Regions from separate parts of the Homo sapiens genome. Here region 1 is linked to region 2. A link is a loop called in an ENCODE intact Hi-C map of the cell type or tissue named here. Cell type or tissue: Caco-2. All regions are shown on one strand. Each heading gives the region's core, and the rest is flanking DNA. Links, peaks and the distances in the headings are about the cores only. Region 1 has its middle 58 kb from the start of PPARG. Region 2 overlaps SYN2 (synapsin II).

The links. A loop is a pair of places that touch in the nucleus more often than their neighbours do. Peaks named below come from ENCODE experiments on the same cell type or tissue, not always from the same donor. Only the 100,000 strongest peaks of a DNase experiment are listed, where the experiment ranks them.
Region 1: it touches region 2 in a loop (2.2-fold over the local background); 6 of 110 quality-filtered maps call a loop at or near these places.

What each region holds. Positions count from the first base shown.
Region 1 is chr3:12,226,345-12,236,547 of GRCh38, reverse strand. No RefSeq gene overlaps it. Among named protein-coding and RNA genes, the nearest start is that of PPARG, 58 kb to the left of the region's middle. In Caco-2, for the core only: no CTCF peak of the experiment used is centred there; a DNase peak (open chromatin) is centred at 5,993.
Region 2 is chr3:12,177,625-12,187,827 of GRCh38, reverse strand. It overlaps SYN2 (synapsin II), which reads right to left. Exons shown (of 13, transcript NM_133625.6): 11 at 4,456-4,516; 12 at 216-459. Among named protein-coding and RNA genes, the nearest start is that of TIMP4, 24 kb to the right of the region's middle. RefSeq lists enhancers at 2-141, 342-451, 8,478-9,677. In Caco-2, for the core only: no CTCF peak of the experiment used is centred there; no DNase peak of the experiment used is centred there.

The DNA.
Region 1 (10,203 bases), core at 4,974-7,473, 48 kb before region 2:
CATTGCTTACCACAGCACCATGCAGACTTAATGGCTTAATAAGGACTTTTCAATCTGATGACAACAATTACAAAATATAGTGCAAACGTTGACATTCTAATGCCTGGCATTTAAAAATCTTTACAGAAACCTCTTTATTTCATTTATTTATTTTGGTTTTGTTTTACTCTGCTTTCAAATACCAACATTAAAGCATTGGTTCCGGCAGAAGAAAATTAATTAAGGCTCTTTAGGGTCAATTCCTAACCAAAGTGCTAGTTAATTAATTTTAAGGGAAACCCAAGGGAGGCATCTTTCTTTCCTGGCCCCTAATATCCAGGTTTAACCTAGTCCATTCAAAAAAATATTGAAATTCAAGTGGATAAAAGAAGAGTTGAGATAGAGGCTAAAAGTTTAGCCCTTGGGAAGACTGTAGTATTTCTTCCTTTTTAAAGTGTATTTAAAAGAAAAAAAATTAGGAGATAAAAGGAGATAACTTGTTTGTAAATAAGACTTACTTAGGTTTATGGTCTCTAGGATTTGCCATAACATGTTCAACTAGAAAAGGAATTCCATACGATTCAAAAGGGTGCAGCGTGCCTTATGTCTAAAATGAAAGTTGAGAGCCAAAGAGCTGCCCAATAGCCAATATGAGTCATCATTCCAAATGATAAACAAAGGACAAAAATAAAATGACTGAGAGGAGAGAAAAAGCAGAATTACTGGAAGCTTTACTGGATTACCTAGGAGCGTTAGCTTAACTCCTCTTCTTATAGAATTGTGGATTTGCCTTTTGAAGAAATCCCAGCTACAAATCACCCTAACAGCTACCCTGGCTAGGCAGCTGCATCGGTTTGTTGGTTTGATAGCAGTCTGTGCGAGAGAGCTGATTTATTTGTACCATTCTTCCTTGGAAAACAAATTCTCATTTTGAACTTTCTCCTTCTTCATACTGGTGCTACAAAAACTGGGGGTGGCTTTAAATATGCCACAAGAGATTCTTGCTTTATTTGGCATGCCACTTCAAGGAGGGAGCAATAAAAGACATGATGAGGGCTACAGAGATCCCTGATCAATTGCCAAGTGCAATTGAAAACAATTAACACTATGTGATCTTTCATTCTCACAATTCAAGGTGAGTGAGAACAGAAAGTCCATTCATTAGTACAGAGACTGACACTTAGATATTTGGGTGTCTTGCTTATGAACAACAGATGAGCTATCACTAAAAAGGCATACAGAGAGCTGCATATCTTTGTATCACTGCATTCAGAATGACTAACAAATCTCCTCATCAACCATAACGCCAGCTATGAACTGACCCCAGTGCTTGAACATTTTTGGTAATTTAGAAGGACATATGTGCCATTCATTAAAATGCTTTTCAGTGAAGAACTTATTTTCAAGGGCTCACCTCCATAATCCATGTGTACCTAGTCACATTAGAAACACATTTTTTTAAATCACTTCTGCCAAGTCAGCACCCAGTAAAATAAGGAGCTGATACTTTCATAAGATTCACACTCTCCGTTTCTCTCCCACCTTCCCTAGCAATTTCTGACCATGTCATTGTTCCCTAGCCTTTCCAACCAAGTAAAGAAGACATTTTAAAAGATGAAGCTCAGACAAGAATTTGATGTTATCTAAAAGCAGCAGGTTTGGGGAAAGCTTCCATTAGGAAGAGGATGAAACCTGATTTACCAGGAATTTAAGAAATATGCTTCAACTGGCCATTCTTTTGAAGTCTCCCAATGATAATTTTTCTGAATTGGCCACCCAACTGAGGCAGTAGATGTGGATTATTAGCTACTCGAAAGTAGGGACTTTGGAATCTCTGCCTATGGAGCCAAGCACAACACTTCAAATTTTGTTTCCCTCTAAGGTGACACTGTCACAGAGACAGGGGCAGACTTCTCAGGAGTTCAGGGTGATTAGGTGGACAAGCCACCAACACATACCAGGCTCAGGGAGCAGAAAAGAGGGAAAAGGAGGCAGAGCTACATGGCTTTTGGGTGAGTACCTCAAAGGTCTCACCATCCTAAGATGGTTCTCCCAAAGACCCGCCTCTGATGGCTAACATTTTCCCATTCAGGAGATGGTCATGTGAGTTGTATCACCCACTACAATGCAAATAGTCCCTGAGAGATTAACACATGAAAATAAGTCATCATCTTTCCATATTGCTCCGGTATCATTTCTGTAGTCTAATTCTATTTTTAGCATGACCATCGCCTGAGAGCCAATTAGAATCGTGTGTAGGAGAGGTGGTGATGTGATTGCGGGGTAGGGTGCTTGGAGATGGAGGGAGGGAAGGAGATGGTGCAGGAACTAAGTAGAGAAGGCTGTGCAAAGAAAGGGCAGCTGGCCTGAGAAGATGGAGAGCCTGTGGGCTGAGCACAGTGAGAACCCCTTGCCTGCCCAGGAGCTGCACAAGGGATCCTGAAATAAATTTCATCTTCACACTTGTGTTTAGTTCTGCTCCTTGGCTACCTAGAGAGTAGAAAGTATGGCAGAGCTGTTTGGCTTTGGTGATGGTCAGCCCTGGGGAGGAAGAGAATGAAGAACCAGAAGAAGGTGTTGGCCTCCCACGAGGTGTGTGAGTAGAAATTGGGATTAGGAATCTGATCGTAGAGGAGGGACTTCTGGTGTGAACAGCAGTGTGATTTTGGTGAACAGATGGGTACGTGTGGTGAGTGGAAGTGAGAATCAGAGCAGAAGTCTGGATGTGGGGAGGGGGCAGCGATGGGAGCTCCGTGGCTGCAAAAAGCTGGATGCATCTTTGCTTTTCCCTCTCTCTCTTTGGTATTCTGCCCCTTTTTTCCTCTCATCATTTTGTGTGTGTGTGTGTGTGTGTGTGTGTGTGTTTTGTCTCCCATACTTTCCCTATCTCTCTCTCTCTCTCTCTCTTTCTCTCTCTCTCTTATTTATTTATTTTAGAGATAGGGTCTCACTCTGTTGCCCATGCTAGAGGGCAGTGGTGTGATGACAGCTCACTGTAGCCTCAAATTCCTGGGCTCAATGGATCCTCCCATCTCAGTCTCCTGAGTAGCTGGGACTACAGGCACACATCACCACGCCTGGCTAATTTTCTAATTTTTTGTAGAGACAGGGTCTCTCTATGTTGTCCAGGCTGGTCTCAAACTCCAGGCTGGTCTCAAAACTACTGGGCTCAAGTGATCCTCCCACCTTGGCCTCTGAAGGATTATAGGTGTGAGCCACTGCACCCAGCCGTTATTTATTATTTATTTGTTTGTTTGTTTGTTTGTTTTAATTGTGGCAAAAAACTACCTAACATAAAACTTACCCTCTTAGCCATTTCTAAGAATCCAGTCCAGTAATGTTAAGTATATTCATACTGTTGTGTGACCACGCAAAACTCTTTTCATCTTGCAAAACTGAAACTCTGCTCCCATTAAACAACTCCCTATTTCTCACTCGTCCAGCCCCTGGCAGCCACCATTTACTTTCTGTTTCTACGAATGTGACTACATAAGAAACCTCATATAAGTGGATTCCTACAGTATTTGTTCCTTCATGACAGGTTTATTCCATTTGACACAGGACTATCAATAGTGTAGCATGTGTCAGACACTCACTCCTTTTTAAGGCTGAGTAACATCCCACTGTAAGAGAGACCACATCTTGCTTTATCCACTCATCTGTCAATGAACAGGTGGGTTGCACCCATTTCTTGACTACTGTGCATGCTTTCTGAAACTGAAGCCTATTAAAAATTATTTATGTACTAAATAAATCACCAGATCACCAGGAGAAAGGAGGAAGCATAGGATATGGGAATCAGGTTAGCAGCTTGGTATCCAGTATGATCTTGGACAAGTTAATTCATCTCTCCGAGCCTCTGTTGAGGGATTTGGTTTAAATGAACTAGGCAAATGTCCTTCTTCTATCATCTATGATTTCTTGTTTCTCTTCTTAAGTTTAAAGCAGGAGAGTTAAACTGTTATCTCAAATTAAGTAGATTGTTCCTCTTTGTATGAGAATATTTTTGATATTTTTCCCTTTGAGTAAATGGTCCTATATGAGAAACGCCCTCTACTTCTGAGTCTCTTTTGAGTCATTTATATTTTCAAACCCCCTTTGAGTCATTTACTTGTACTTTTACATATTAATGAATTTAATAAATTTTCTGCAGATAAGCCCTAAGATAGTCTCTTTTAAACTTTAGCCTCAATCAAATGCTTTTAATGCACAAATATTCATTGAGCACTTATATATGTTCAAAATTACATTAGTCACCATGGAGAATTAAAGAAAAAAAAAAACAAGAGTACTAGACAACCAAGAGTAAACTGCTCTTCTGAAGCTCAAAGCCTAATCCACTGTGTCTTCAGGTTTGGGGGGATTCTTGATTTTTAAATTTCCTTTTTTTATTCAAACTTACACTTGGATTTTATCTTCATTACTACTTCTAAAATTAATGACTCCTATGGTATTTCTTTGGGCTTCCTTCCCCATCAGAACAAGCCAGTTGTTCATAAGCTAACACTCTTGCATGCGTGGTGAGATACAGAGCATTCTGTCCCACCCATTAAGGCACGCCATGAAGAATTAGAAACAAAACTATCAAATTAGTTAAAAAACAGAACAGGTTGAGTCTGTGTGCAAGCAGTCTTAAAGAATCAAGACACTCTGGAAAGATGAAGGATTGATTGATGAGCAACATACTCAAAGTCTATCAAAGACAGATTTTAGCAAAAGGACGCCGGGACTAGGGAGAATCCAATAGAGCTTGAAAATGAAAGACTTGACCAATTAAAGAAATGTGCTCCTAAAGTCCCCAGAAGAGGCCCAGCCTGTGAGTATAGTATAAAATAAGAGTTTGATGGATGAACATACCAGGGCTGAAAGATGATTCACACAGATCGAAGAGCCTCCTTGCATGTGGTTTGGTAGTTGCCATTACACATGTCTATCTCAGCTGCACACAGTCCCCCTGGAGCCAGAGGAGCTCATGTTAAAAGTGTTGCTATGGGCTGAATTGCATTACCCACCCCCCAAAATGCCTATGTCGAAGTCCTACCCCCTAGTACTTCGGAATGTGGCTGTATTTGGAGATAGGGCCTTTAGAGGAGTGATTAAATTAAAATGAGGTCATTCCGGCAGGGCCTAATCTGATATTACTGGTGTCCTTCTATGAACAGGAAATTTGGACACAGACAGCTACAGAGGGAAGACCACGTGAGGACACAGGGAGAAGGTGGCCGTCTACAAGCCAAGGAGAGAGACTGCAGGAGAAACCAACCCTGCCAACACCCTGATCTCGAACTTCCAGCCTCGAGAACTGTGAGACAATCAATTGTTGTTGTTTTAGCCACCCAGCCTGTGGTACTTTCTTATAGAAGCCCTCACAAACTAATACAATTGCAACATACACCTTTATTTATTTAGCAAACACTTATATAGAGCTTACTATGTGTCAGACACACTTCTAAGCACTTTACAAATATAATTTAATCCTCGTAGCAACTCTGCGAGGTAGGGACTACTATTGTTCCCCTTTTAAGGATGAGGAAACCACAGCACAAAGAGGTTCAGTAATTTGTCGCTGTCTCCTACTTAGCATTAATAAGTGAAGGAGCTGGGATTGGAACCTGGGTGGTCTGACTCGAGTCCACTGAATCCCACCCTACACATTCTCTGTTGCGTTGTCTCCTGGGATTTAACTAGGGGCTCCAAGGTACAGGCTAAAACTTGTCTCCATGGTTATAAGTGTGTGTGAGTTTTTAAAAACCTAACACCACAGGGTCCCTTACTGCCAGGTGGATTGAAATCACATTTCATAATGTTTTTCTAGATGTTTAAGCCTCATATCAAGGGAAACAATCCAGGATTCCTGCAAAATATCTGCCGGTCCTTCATGAGAGGCCTCTGCAGGCCTGGATGAACAATTCTCATTTCTTACCTAGCAACATTCCACAGAGGTACGACAGGGTGATATTGTCTCCTGTTAACAACACAGATAACTTCTTCTAGTTATGCAGACCTTGAGGAATGGCACTAGAGGCAGCGTTCTGCAGCCACACAACACGGCATGGAGTCCAAGGACTTTTCTTTCTGCATCCTTGTCTGCAAACAGACTGCCAACCAACCCATGTGCAGATGCTTGATTTCAAAGTGTGAAAAAAAAAATCTTTCTGCAAAATCAACCAGAGAAGCCAAACTTAATTAATAAACATTCTAGAACATGAGTAACTGGCGCTGGGTTCAGAGGGGTAGGACTCACTGCAGGGAAAGAGGGAACCCTTTATCCTTGGCCAGGAAATGCAAGGGCTTTGAAGCTTGGTGTTGTCTTAAGTGGTATTTTCCACGAGGAGCACCAGAGCTGGGCCGCAGTTCAGTGGGGAGAGTTCATTCCTTTCTAATTATTAAATGGAAGGAAAGTACACATGTCCAACCTGCTGAACATGCCACTTCAACCTTGCCCGCACCGGGCCGCAAACCTTCCCACACCCTGCCCTTTAGAGTTTCAGGTTTAAGGCTTTGTTTGCAGTTGTTCTCTGCTCAGAGTCATATGTATGGGAGCCAGAAACACACCTCTTTCCTTTTTCCCGTTGCAGCTGACTCACTTGTAGCTTTTTATGGAGGTGACGGAGAGAGACCAGGGAGGGCATGAGAGGCCAAGATGGCGCCAGCGCAAGTTTGGACTTTAGTGAATCAACATTCTTAGTGATTGAGAGACAGAGCTGAGGGAGGGGCTTCTTGTGGCGCATACACTCAGCAGCCTTTCCACTTTCCTCAAGAGCTGATGCTGGACCCCACATTACCCAGGGACCATCTTGATAGAAGGTCAGCAGCAGAACCTGCTGCAATCGTGACCAACGAAATAAAGCCCAAAGTACACTCAACAAAAGCGGGGCAGTGACAGGCCACCTTCCCTACGCCATTTCCCCTCATGTCCAGTCAAAAGCTCAGCTTCCTTAAAACGATCTATGTGGTTTTCTATCTTGTTCTAATAGGAAGCCTTGCACTTTTTTTCTCCCCTGCATTATCTCGGGTATTTCTAAGCAGGCCGCAGTCCCAAGATTTCCACTGCAGAGAAACACTAAGCAAGCTTGTTGGCAGTGTCCTTTTGTTCTGGGAGCCAGCTCTGCCCCAGGTGTTCTAATGTTGACATGTGCTGCAGGGAGCCGACTTAGAACATCTGAGAACAAAAGGAGAAAAACATTATGAAACGTGATTTCTACCTGGATATGCCAGATAGGAAGGAAACATCTCTGTAAGAAAGCAGGTCTCAGCCTGAATCCCAGTGCCCTAGGGAAGAATGCCAGGAGGTTAGTGGCGGTGATGGTGGTGGTGGGGGCTAGTGCAGAATGAGGCTCAAGAATTTTTAAATGAGGCCACCTGGCTCCAGACAGGCAGCAGGACACTAAAATACCTGCAGTACCTTAGGTATCAGCACCCACCAAACCCCTGGGAAGGATGTGGGTCATTTTGGCACAGTCCATTCACCTCTGGCAAATACAAGAAGCCACGTCAGATTCACCCACACCAGACACAGGAGAACACTTCTTAAGAAGCCAGTTCAGAACATTCCAGGAGAAGCCAGGGAAAGATTTTTATAACTCAGATCTTTGTAGATCTGTGATATCTTTGGAGATGTTGCTGCAGAATGGAGTTGTGATCAAGGCTGGGTTTGGCTTTTTCTCTGGGTAGTTTAACCCAAAGGGAAGGCTTTGGAGAAGTCTGGTTCTTCTTGCTCTCTTCACCCCGTCCCCAACCCCCTCCATTAAACTGAAGTTCTTTATCACTCCCTTTAGGAGATATGAAAACACAGCAGGTAGCTTTATGCTCCTTCAGGTCCTCCCAACTCGAATAGCAACATTGCTAGTTTATCATTTCCAGCTAAGTCAGGCAATACCTGCTATGCAGGATTTCCAGGCAAAATAATTTACTGCAAGAAACTGTCAATTGCTTGTCTGCCTTGGTGACTCCAAAGAGATTGACAAAGACCAGAGATATGAAAGGGAAATATTTGTGAAATAGAATCCCCCAGCTTGGCACCACTCTTATCTTTTTTGAGTAATTCTAAGACGCTTATTCACGTCGAAAGCTCACCCTGATGGCCCTCCCTGATGAATATTTGTATAATTGGATATTCATTTGTTACTTATTTAATTAACCAATTTGTTTAGATGGAACCCAAGTTTATGGGAAGTGAACCAATTTGCATGTACTTTTTGGTCAGAAAAAGAGGTTCATCCTACCACAAAGCGAGGCTAAAATTCACACAGAGATGTATGTTATGTGAGGCATTTTATAAAAGGAACGTGCACATGTCCTAACAATTATTTTAGTACATTGGGTTCACCTGCAGCAGATCAAATGGTCTCATCAAGCTTAAAAAAAAAAAAACTATTGATGAAAGTGCCTAAACATTTTCTCACCCAAGCTAAATTGCGTTGGTCAAATTTTGCTGATGGATTGCATAACCGAATTAGGAACTGGGAATGCCAGAAACCCACTTGAGGTTGACAGAGCAATGAAGTTAAAATAACTGTGGTCACCAAAGTACTGAGTCAAGAAAATTCTCTTGGTTCATGGAGTGATTTGGAGAGAAAGTAAAAGGAATTCAGTGGTTATGTGGCAGAGTACCAAGCTTTCTGAATCAAGAGACCTAGCTTCAAGTTCCAGCTTTTGTCACTATTACCCAGCTCTGTGACTCTGGGGAATTCACTTCTCCTCTCCGGGCTTCATCTGTGGTATCAGGGACTTAGATCAGGTGATCTCTAAGATCCCTTCGACGACAGATAGTCTGTGAAATGAGTTACATTAGTTTAGAGTGTGCTTGTTTTGATCAGTGATACTTTTTTTGCTCATAAGTGATTTAACTAAATTAACATTTGCACTACATTGGAACACTAAAGTTTTTTCCAATGCTTTTTCTAATCCCTGAATGTAACTTGGTTAACCAGGCTACTTCAGTATTTTAGGACTAGAAACTTCCAGGTGGAACTAATGCAGTAGAGAGATTATCAGAGCGAACTGTCAAAATACTAGGATGGAGACCTTACGTCAAAGCAAAGAATGAAGGTATACAACACTTGTCTAAATTTTTGCAGCAAGAATATCAGAGCAACGGAATCTGAAGAAGGCCAAGACAGGAAAATGTGTGTTCATAAACATTTTTTTCTTTTGGAGCATAAACTTTGGTATAAAAGAAGAAAGAAAACAGAAGACAGTCAAAATAAACATTTCTAACATTTAAAAAATAAAATTATAAGAAAAATTCCGGACACTTCATAGGCTAGAAGCAAAGACATAAAACCTCTTCAATAAAGGCCATGCAGTACAGCCTGCATGGAGAAACCCCACCTCTGCAAAAAATGCAAAAATAAATTAGCTGGGTGTGGTGGTGTGCACCTGTAGTCCTAGCTACTTGGGAGGCTGAGGTGGGAGGATCGCTTCAGCCAGGGGATCAAGTCTGCGGTGAGCTGAGATGGTGCCACTGCACTCCAGCCTGGGCAACAGAGTGAGACCTGTCTCAAAATAATAATAATGATAATAATGCAGTAAATGTTAGTCTATAGTCTATAATCTATAATCTATGTTTGGAAACCTGATTTTCATGATCTCAACTAGTAAACTATAAAATCTTCACTCGAAGGAATTCTCTAGAAAATACGGAAATCAAGAAGTGGAAGTAGAAGAAGATCAAGGCAGAGGTCCTCACTCAGTGTCTTCAATAGGTTCTTGGAAATTGCAACTTTAAGCAAAACAACGTATAATAAAACCAATTTTTAAAATTTTATTTATTTTTTATTGAGGTAAAAATATATATGTTTACTATCTTTACCATTTTTGAGTGCACAGTTCAGTGGTAATAAATACATTTATTTTCTTTTTTCCCTTCCATTCCGCCTTGCTTCCTCCTACCCTTCCTGGCCTCTGGTAACCACTATTCTACTCTCTACCTTCATGAGAGCTACTTTTTAGCTTTCATATATGAGTGAGAACATTCAGTGTTTGTCTTTCTGTGCTTGACTAATTTCATTTAACATAACGGCCTCCAGTTCCATCCATATTGCTGCAAATGACAGCATTTAATTCTTTTTTTATGGCTGAATAATATTCTATTGTGTATATATATTACATTTTCTTTATTCATCCATCCATTGATGGGCACTTAGGTTGATTCCATATTTTGGCTATTGTGAATAGCACTGAAATAGACATGGGAGTGCAAGTATCTCTTCAATATATTTA
Region 2 (10,203 bases), core at 3,806-6,305:
CCTTCTCCAGTGAACCCTAACCACTCCTTTAACCAAACACACACACACACACACACACAAAAACCAAAAACAAACTAACAAAAAAAAACCAAATCCCATCACAAAATATCTGTAGGAGGAGACCTGATTGAAGGTGATTTCTAGCAGCTCTGGAGCCCAAGGCCCACAGGAAGGGTAGGAGGAGGGGAGGGAGGAGCTGCTGAGTTGTCTCTTACTTGAGCTGTGGGTGAGGCTGGGGCTTCTGTGGTGGAGCAGCCAGGGGTGGCTGGGCCTCTGCCAGGGAGCTGCTGCTGGAGGGTGCATCTCCGTGGGTGGTGGGGCCGCCCGGCCGCTGAGGAGCCGAGGAGGAGGAAGAAGAGGAGGAAGAGGAGGAAGGTGGCAGTGATGGTCCAGGGGGGAGCCGGCGTGGAGGCAGCACCTTGCCTGGGGGCTGCATTCCTTGGGGTTGCCCAGGGCCCCCTAGGTTCAGTACAAGAAAAACTTCATAATTTAACCATATAAAAATGTTTCCTTATTAGAATTTATGCCTCAAAGGGTGTGGTTAGTTAATTACCCAAAGGATAAGCTCTATTCCAAGAAGCTGGAGTCTCTGAAGGGCCCTAAAGGGGGTCCTTGGTTAGCTATCCTTGTATATAGCCACTAAGTGCTTCTCCTCAGAAACGGAGCAACTCAGCCACAGCAGCAGTCAGCAGGACAAGGAGGAACCAGGGACGAGCGGCCCCGTCAGAGGCGCACTCTCTCACAGAGGGCCCTAGAATGCAGGGTCCTCTCCCCTCCTCTCTAGAGGTGTCTCAGGCACAGACCACCCTGCTCCAGGGTTTATTGGGAAGTCTCAAGTTCCACATGGCAGATGCAGGAGAGTGTGGTGGAGAGAGCACTGGATCTCAGAAATAGTCTACCAGTGACTCCCTGAGCAAGTCACCAAACTTCCCTGGGCCTTGGTTTTCCCAAACATAAAACTTTAAAAAGTGTAAGCCCTGGTCTTAGTTGTCTTTTAAGGGGTAGTGTTTCAAAGATAATAGGGTTGAGCAAGTTCTTCAAAAAGTATTCCGTACCTTATGATCACCTCGATGGTCACTGACATATGCTGTTTTATGGAGCTGCCCTTGGTCCTGCTCCAAGCCTGCGTGGGTCTGATTGCCAGGCCCACCATGCCCCACCAGGGCTTCATTTTAGCATTAACTCATGCCCACAACCAGGAGAAATCCATTCTTCCTAGGCACTGTTTTGCCTCTCAGTAATATCCTCAAGGGGTTCTAGCAGGATGAACCTCTCAGCCATGTGTGGTAGAATTCTCAAGACATCCAAACCCCACTCTCCCCTGGGGATGTTGTGGGTGCCATTTGGCAAATGAAAGCCCCCCTAAAAAGGAACAGCACACCCTCCTCCCAGCATGAAACACTAAACCATCTGGTGGCCTGGAGAGGAAAAAGGTCCTCCTTCCTCTGGGAGTTGACAGGCATTAAGGTGGTACCAGATTGCCTAGAGTTTGCTGAGGAGGGTCCCAACGCTTAGAAATCAAAAGCCATCCCCATTAGCACCTACTGACTAGTGGAAATGATGCACGACTGCCCTGGGAGGTCCAGTCTCTCAGCCTCAATCCCACAGTCCACATCCACGGGCCTGCTGGAGGGAGTGGACTTACAGAAACTCAGCACCAGCTAGTTGTATTATCACTTAGTTTTTAAGAAACACCAGAACATCTGCACCCTCTGGAGAGGCAGAACTGTATGTCTATGCCACTGTGCACCCATGACTATCCGCTCAGTTCCCCACTATAGGGCACAGAATACCCTTTATCATCTAACCAAATAATACCAGAGTTAGTTACAGAGAAATAAACACATACATAAATCAATGGAATTCTGCAGGTTTAAGAAGCTCCAAATTCAAATCAAATAACTAGTGAAGATGATAGATTAGCAGATTATTTCACATTAACCAGCTTTTGCCACTTCCAAAGTTTGGCATCATTTGCATTAGCATTCTCCTGTAAGGTAATACAGGTTAATAGCTCAGTCTCTTGCACCAGAAACCTGAGTGCTTTCCCATTTGTGCAGATACTTGGATAGCCAGAAACGTTACAACTTAACACTGAAGACAGATATAACTTTTCCTTTATTGCACATTAAGCTGTACAAGAGTCACAAAAGAGAGGTACTTCAATCATACTTCCAGCATTGGCTGAGGTTCTCCCAGTTGGATCAGTACAAAAAAAGGGGACAACGTCAGGAAAGAAATAGGTACAAAACACCTGAATGGCAATCCTATACTGTGACACAGATGTCCCCCAGGCCACAGAGTTGTCCCTAAGCATGCTGCCTGAGGGCACATAACAGTCAGGTTATGCTATCTGCTTGCATTTGGCAGTGGGAGCCCTAACCAATTTCTCCCCCACCTGAAAGACCTTGACTGACACCACCCTGTAGCCTGACTGAATTCAAATGGCAACTTTGCATTTGTGGCTCACAAATGACACATGAAAAGCACCAGATGTACACACTGATAACATGCAGAGAAGCAATACCACCGTCAGCTCATCGCTTGGACAAAAATATACGATAAAATAATGTATTCCTCCATTCTGGGAAATGTTACTTTATTCTATCGTTTCATCAGATTGGGAGGTATTTAAGGACCTGATTCTTATGCAACCCATCTGGAAGTGCAAATATGCATATATGTATATATTTACAACAGATCAACTACCATTATCAGCTGAGGGAGGGATTACAGATGACAACATTCACACTCAATGCATTTCTCTGTGGCCTCAGAATTTACCAGCAATCAAAGGAGAAACCAAGGCACAAGCCCCTGGATACGTAACTCTTGTTACATACCACCAACACTAGTTCCTTCTCAGATCTGGGAGTTCAGAACGGTGACATGACAGTATAGAGGTGGAAGGGAATGTAAAAATAGAGCCAGCAGCATTTCTTCTCAAAGGCAAGCTGCTGGCATGAACTTCCACGGACCATGGTGTTTGTTAGAGGCGGCTGCTTGGTGCCCGTTCCCAGCCTGGCCGGGAGATGGCAAGATGAGGCACTGAAGCTGAGGCCTGGTTTAATGAACTGCCTCAGCATCTGCTCAGGTGCTGCTTGTCAGAGGGAAGAGAACAAACTGGTGAGGATTCCTCAAGAGCCACCGCTGTGGAGCCTCTGTCCAAAACACACACAAGCTAAATCTGAGACAGTTCCTCCCAGGAAAGAGAAAGCTCCTCAATCTTTGGACCCTGGAGGGCTGTGGTAAACAGCTGAGAACTGAAGCAGGAGTCAACCTCAAGGTTCTGTAGGCAGTGTACCCACTCAAGTGACATGGGACATTTTTGATTTGGTCTCCCATTATGAGGCCTCAGGAGAGGCCAAGAGCAGAATGGACAAATCCCTGACAGACCTTCAGTAGCTCCCTGCATTCTATGTCCAACATTGCCAAGGAATTATCTCTGTACACAGGTCAAGCTTTGGGAACAGAAAGCAGCCTCAGGTCCACACAAGCGCACACATGGCTGGATCCAGAAACAGCAACAATGAAGAAACAACTGAGATCAACACACACAAAATACTCACAAGTTCACTTTGATATTGCACATCAGCGGCCCCATTTTTTAAAAATCTCATAGTTAATTAGTTAATAATAAAATAAAGGGTACACTGGGATGTAAAATACAGAACACATTCCTGGAAATAGCTTGTTCTTTGTATTTCATGTCATCACTAAAAACACAAGAGCTCTACAGGCACAGCCAGCCTATTCACATAAACTCAAACTGCACCAAATTTTAGCAAATGGAGAAAAAGGTGGATGCCTTCAAATTCAGTGGATGAAGCTATGGAAGTTTGATCTTGAAAATCTCTTAATGTTCTATCTAGTTACAATAGTCATGCAGAAAGAAAGCGAAAAGCACAGTTCATTGAAGATCCCAAGCACACTGGTGGAGGGAAAGTTGGAGGTGGGGGATTTAACTGAGCTTGGGGGGAGGAGAGGAGTTGGGTTTTCTTTTTGTGGTTTTCGTTTCTCCCCTGTCCACCCCCCTACTCCCATTTCACCCCACATTATATATTACTTTTAAAAACACTATCAAACCACCCAGAAGATAAAGTCACACTGGACTTGGGAGAGGCACAATTCTTTTGTATACTGTTGACAAACAGCCCTGGAATCACAAGTTATACAGAGAAAACATAAGTGAGCATTACAAGCACGAACAGGAACAGGTAAACAACCAGACAGAGGAGCTGACACTGCATAGGAAAAACACAGTCCAGTCAGCATTGAAAGAACGCAGCAACGGCACCAGTGGGAGGGTCTGTTTTCCCCTCCCCGCTTTCCTTTCGTTTGTTTTTGGCTTAAAATTTCTGCTTTGAAAAATTAACCACCAATCATTTTAAGAAGCTTGGACTTGTTTTGGCCCTACTGCAATGCCATTACAGTCGAGAATATACTGTAAACAACCTTGAGGGGGTGGCCGCTGAGGTGGGGTCTTGCTTGAGTCCGGATCCTTAAGTGTTCCGCTCTGGAAGACAAAAATGTAAGAGATAAAAACAAAACTCCAAGCCACTGAATTCCAAAGAGAAACCACGTGGCTCCATGGCAAGGCCGCAGTGGAATCCGGTGGGACCTGGTGGGATCCAGTGGGATCTGGCCATAGGCTTCTGCTGCTCCAGAAACACTTTAAAGGGGACCCTCAGCCTCGGGTGTTGTTGGGGCAGTGTGGGCAGTCTGGGGCTTGGAGCCACTCTGGTAACAATGCCTGAGACCTCTTCAACCCCTTTTTCATTTTCCTCCATTTAGACTCATTCTTTCTAGAAGCTTTGCGTCCTCTAGCACCACCTGGTTTCTTTTCTGGTTTTCTGATGCCTGTCCAAGTCCAGCTCCCACTTCTACGTACAGGCCTGGCTGTCTAAAGGAAAGGGAGGGCCAACGCCAAACCCCAGAGACAGGGTTGGACTATAGGTGGCTCTAGGGGCAGGTGAGCAGGAGGGCAGGGGAGGAGTGTATGTGTGCGCATGCCTGCGCCCAGCCGGACCTAGTGACTAGCCTAGGCTTGGCTCACTTCTCATCTGGAGTTAACTCCGGAGTGGGATCAGTTCTAGGCCTGACTCAGGAGATCAGATCCACTCTTTGGACTCGGCTGGGAACTCCCAAAGGGAGGGACTTAAAGAAAGGGGTCGTCATTTGTTTCTCAGAACCCTCCTTACCTTAGAGGGAAAGAGTAAGACATTAATGTTTGTAACAGCGCTCAAGGCCAGGCTGCTTTTCCCTCCCAAACAGCATGACTACACTTAACCCAACAGCATGGCTCCGATCCCATGCTCCCTCTCCCAGCCGTGATTCTGATTATGCCCTGACGGGATTAAAGACCTGTGCGACTTAGTTTGTCTAATGCTTGTATTAGAGGCAGTGAACGTTTGGAGTCTGAGTTCAGCACAAGGGAAATGTTCTGTGAAGCCTAAAGTCTGCCAAGTGTGCCAACGGTGATGTCAATGAGGGGCTTCCAAGGCAAGGCGGTGGCTAAAAACAAGCATGTCCTCAGTGAGCACTCGCTTCACCATCAGTGCTCCTCTCCCCTCTTGATGTGCCCCTCAGCCCTACTCCCACATAAAGCTGCTTCTCCTCCTGCTCCCCATTTCCCTTGGACATCCCATTCTGGCCATTTATCTCCCTGCCCATTATGGCCTGTTTTCAGCTCCACTGCCAGGAAGTGTTACCTTCTCAGTATCACAGTCTTTTAACCTCATTACTCGGAACTGTTCTACTGAGAGGATTTGGGAGAGCAGCTGGGAGGGGGGCCTTTGAAATGTCCTCAGTGCCACCACATCAGAGTGCCCATTCTACCATAACCCTCAACCCCCACAAGTCACAGTGAGAACACTACTTCCTTTCCCTTCCTCTGGGGACCTTCTTGGGATCCATAAGGCACAGTCTGAGCCTGACACTGCAATACCCATACCCGGGAAGCCAGCTGGAAACCACTCCATCCCATCAGCCTTCAGGACTCCTCCACTTTTCCCTCCTGGTATCTGAGTCACCATCTTCCCTGGACTAACTTTGGTCAGGCCTTTATCATTTCTTGCTAGAATAGTCTCCTAATTCTTTCATCTTTTTCTTTCCAATCTATCTTCTCTGGGGCTACCTATTAACCTCCTAAACCTTTTTTCTAGTTGTGTCTCTTAACTTCTCTAAATCACCTAGAGCTGACATTTATGGCGTGCTTACTGTGTTCCAAGTAACATGGATGCACTATTGTGCACTATCTCCCTGTACCTCACAGTACCGTATGAGGTATCATCAGCACTCCTGGTTGCTTCAGCATGGCTGGGCTTGCCCTTTCTAGCCTTCTCCCTCCTTTATGTCATAAACAGCTGCTCAGTCCAGGCCTGATCCTCTACTGTTCATTCTCTAGTCTGGCCCATGCCTTCAACACCACAGCCTCTCATGGTCAGAGACAGATACTTAGGTGAAGGACAGAAAAAGTCCCAGTTTGTGAAGCTACCGGACTGGCTCTCGCTGGTCTCTCCCCCAGGGCCTCATGCCCAGTACCACTGAAGGGTCCCAATGCATCATCTCAAATGTTGGCCAAGAGCAGCTTACGATGTTCTCCTCCCAGAGAATTGGTATTCCCAGAGAGGGTTACAGAAGACTATGTGGCATAAGAGCAGAACCAGGGCCAGTGGGCACAAAAGCTCTGGGCAGACTTTCACCTACAAGTAGAACTTTCTTTTGTAAAAATAGTGAGATAGGCTGTTTTGGGAGGTAGACGTATGTGTTCACATAGTGGGTAGTGAATGACCTGACAAAGACATCATAGATAATATTCCTTTTTTAAACATGAGATTGACTGGATGAATGCTAAGGTTCCTTCCAATCCAGTGAAACTATGATTCCAAGAAAACGTTTTAAATCCCATAGATTAAGCTTTAATGGTAGAACTCCAGACACAGGATGAGCTCACAGGGGTGATCACACCATGTAGGCTGGCCTTGTCTTTCCTCAGCCATAGGAATATACATGTAAGACACCCACGGATGAACTAAGCCCAGAAGTGCCCTTTTCCAGGCTTGAGAGGAAGAGCTCCCGGAGGCAGTCCTTTGGGCTGCAGCCTGGGAATATGCTTTGGCCACCCTTGATGGCGCCTAGGAAGCTTCTCTTGGCCCCGGCTCCACTGAGATTGTGTATGGAAGACTTCTCAGGGGCTACGGGAGGCGGGGAGGAGAATTCCCAAGGACTGTCCCTTGCCAGGCTGAGACACCCTGGCTCCACCTACAAGCCTGCTGTCTACTAGGGGCTCCGGGCCTATTCCCTGTGGGGCTTGGCTACCATGGGATCTGTTTCCAGTCACCCAGAGCATCCTGGGATGCCGAATTCCACAGAAGTCTGGCCACTCTGGCGTCACTGCCAAAGGCTGGCCTGGAGCCAGCCCACAGCAGGAACTCATGGCCAGACTGAGAGGCAGAGCTTTCCTCAGGAAGTTGGATTGATTCAAACAGGTAAGAATGTGAAGTGCAGTGCTTGTGCCTAGCTGTACACAAAACGGAAGGGGAATAAATGACCTTATAGTAGCATAAAAAAAAAAAAACCCAGCTGGGTGCGGCTCACGCCTGTAATCCCAACACTGTGGGAGGCCGAGGTGCGTGGATCACTTGAGCCCAGGAGTTTGAGACCAGCCTGGATAACATGATGAAACGCTGTCTCTACAAAAAATACAAAAATTAGGTGGGCATGGTGGCATGTGCTTATAGTCCCAGCTACCCAGAGGGCTGTGGCAAGAGGATAGCTTGAGCCTGGGAGGTGGATGCTGCAGTGAGCCAGGATCACGCCACTGCATTCCAGCCTAGGCAACAGAGTGAGACCCCGTCTCAAAAAAATATATAAATAAATAATAAACCCCAACCAACTTTGGGTTTACAGAGTGACGACAGGCTCAAAGGGTGTCAGTCTGTAATGATGCTGCCAAAAATTGGATGCAGCTGGAGGTATGTCTATGTCTTGACAAGGGGAAGTGATAGGACCACTGTTCTTTTGGCTGATCAAGCCTCATGAGAGAGCACTGCAACCAGTTCTGGCCACCTCTTAAGGGTGATGCTAGCAGAAAAACATGGGTACATGGAGCAAATAGGATGGTTAGAAGTCTCGAAATGACAACTTTACACATGTGACTTTGGGCAAGTTACTTATCCTGAGTCACAGTTTCCCAAATGGTATAAATGAGGTAACCATGGAAGCACCTAGGGCTTAGTAGAAGATTGAAATTAGTCAAATATAAATCTGAATAGTGTCAAGGGCTGGCTTGGGTAGTAGTGAGCTTCCTGGCATGAGAGGTATTTCAGCAGTGCTTGGACAAACTTTGGTTAGGGGGGCTCATGTAGCTGCAGGCACATGACTTCTACAGGCCCTTCTGGCTCTAGGCTTCCATGAATTCGTTTATGCTTTTTTTTTTTTTTTTTTTTTTTCTTTCAGTTCTTCCGGTGTGTGAGAACTGAGACAATCCCTTCTTAGCTACAGAGTTCCAGACCAGCCTGGACCAGCTACAGAGTCTTAAACTCAGCAAGACCCCTAGGGTTATTGGACCTGTGCAGAGATGTCTTGCAGGTATAGGCTTTCAGGAGCTTGGCAAGGAGAGTGTGCCGCTTCCATCAAAGCTAATTGGGCTGGTATCCTGCTACGCTGAATCTACTGGGCTTAGTGATCAGAGAAGCCAGGGAGGAAGGAGAGAGCTGGTGAAGCTCAAGACTCCTCCAGGTTGGTAGGTCCACCACTTGTTAAGGGAGGAATGCAAGGATTTTCCTTACGTAGAGATATAGAGTCACAAATGCCCAGCTCATTCCATTCTTACCTTCGCCTCTGCTGATGTGGGAGCACCAAAAGGGCATGGTGCACAGTATTGTGGAGAACTCCCTGAATTGGGGCCCAGAAGATCCAGCTCTCCTGCTTAGCAGCTGTGTGACCTTGGGCAAGGCAGTTGCCTTCTCTTTGCTGATATGTGAAACAAAGATACATTTGCCAGCCCAAGACATCTTAAATAAGGATTGTTAGGCTTAAACTAAAGAGTGTGCTTTGTAAACTGTAAAGTGTTAGGCAATGTAAGTGAGCATCCTACTACTATTTAAAAAATAAATATCAATCCAAAGGAAGGGAGGTCTAATGTTAGAATTTCGTGCATCAGTGGAGAAGATATTGTTGTGTGGTTTCCTGTCACCTGATGCATAGCAGTTTCATGTGCAGGGAATTCTGGTCTGGGTTATACCATGCCTTCTGTATATTGCTTAGTTCCAGCAAGGTCCTTGCAGAAATGGTAAATATTAGCTCTTGAGATGATTGGAAAGGAAATCACTGGCCTGTGACAGAAACCAAGCCCATGGATGAGGGTTTGTGGGTTTTTGTCAAAGGTAACTTTAAAATGCCATCCTGTGGCTTTCGGCAGACAAGCTGGAGAAAGGAGCTCCTGAAGTCCCAGCAGGATGGAAAGCTGAGGAAGGAAAGACATTGAGTGACTCAACACTTGTGAGCTGTTGGCCTGAGACCAGCTGCCCCAACCAAGGAGGAAGGCCTGTGCTTGCTCAGCATATCTGAGACAGGAAATTGGGAAAGGGTCCCAGGGTCTGGCCCCAGGAAAGAGGCCAGGCCAAGCTCCTTGCCGGACACGCCACAGAACTATTCTGATCAGCTCCCCCAGGCCCCGCTCCCTGGTCTAGGACCCCAGGGAGAATGAGGCAGCGGGAAAGAATGTGGTCAGGAGGTTGTAGGTTTAGTCGGTGCAAAGGGGACCGCATGTTTTGAGGCACCTTGGGATCTTTCTGGGCTTGCCCCTGCAGTCACCAGCGCCCACCTTCCTTCCTCCAAAAGGTTCTAAAAGGTGCCCAGGGATGAGCCGCTTCTCCTTCCCTCCTGGGGGGAGTTGCTTCTCTGCTTGCAGAGCTCATCTCCTGGAGTGGGGCCCTCCCATAACCTAGAACCCAAGAAATATCCCATGGGGGCAGTCCCTGAGTCTTCTGGGGGCACTGAGGGGCAGGTCACTCAAGGTCAGAATGTCAGCTTCAAATGATTAAAGATGTCCCTGAAAAGTTAAGACAGTCCCAGAATAGTTAGTTTCTCTTAATAGTCTGTTAAGGGATCTAGTCACTAGTGGCTTTATCTGAACCTGCCCCAAATCTCCTCACATTCTCAGCTTATACTCACTGGGGAAGAAATTTGCTAAAGCCA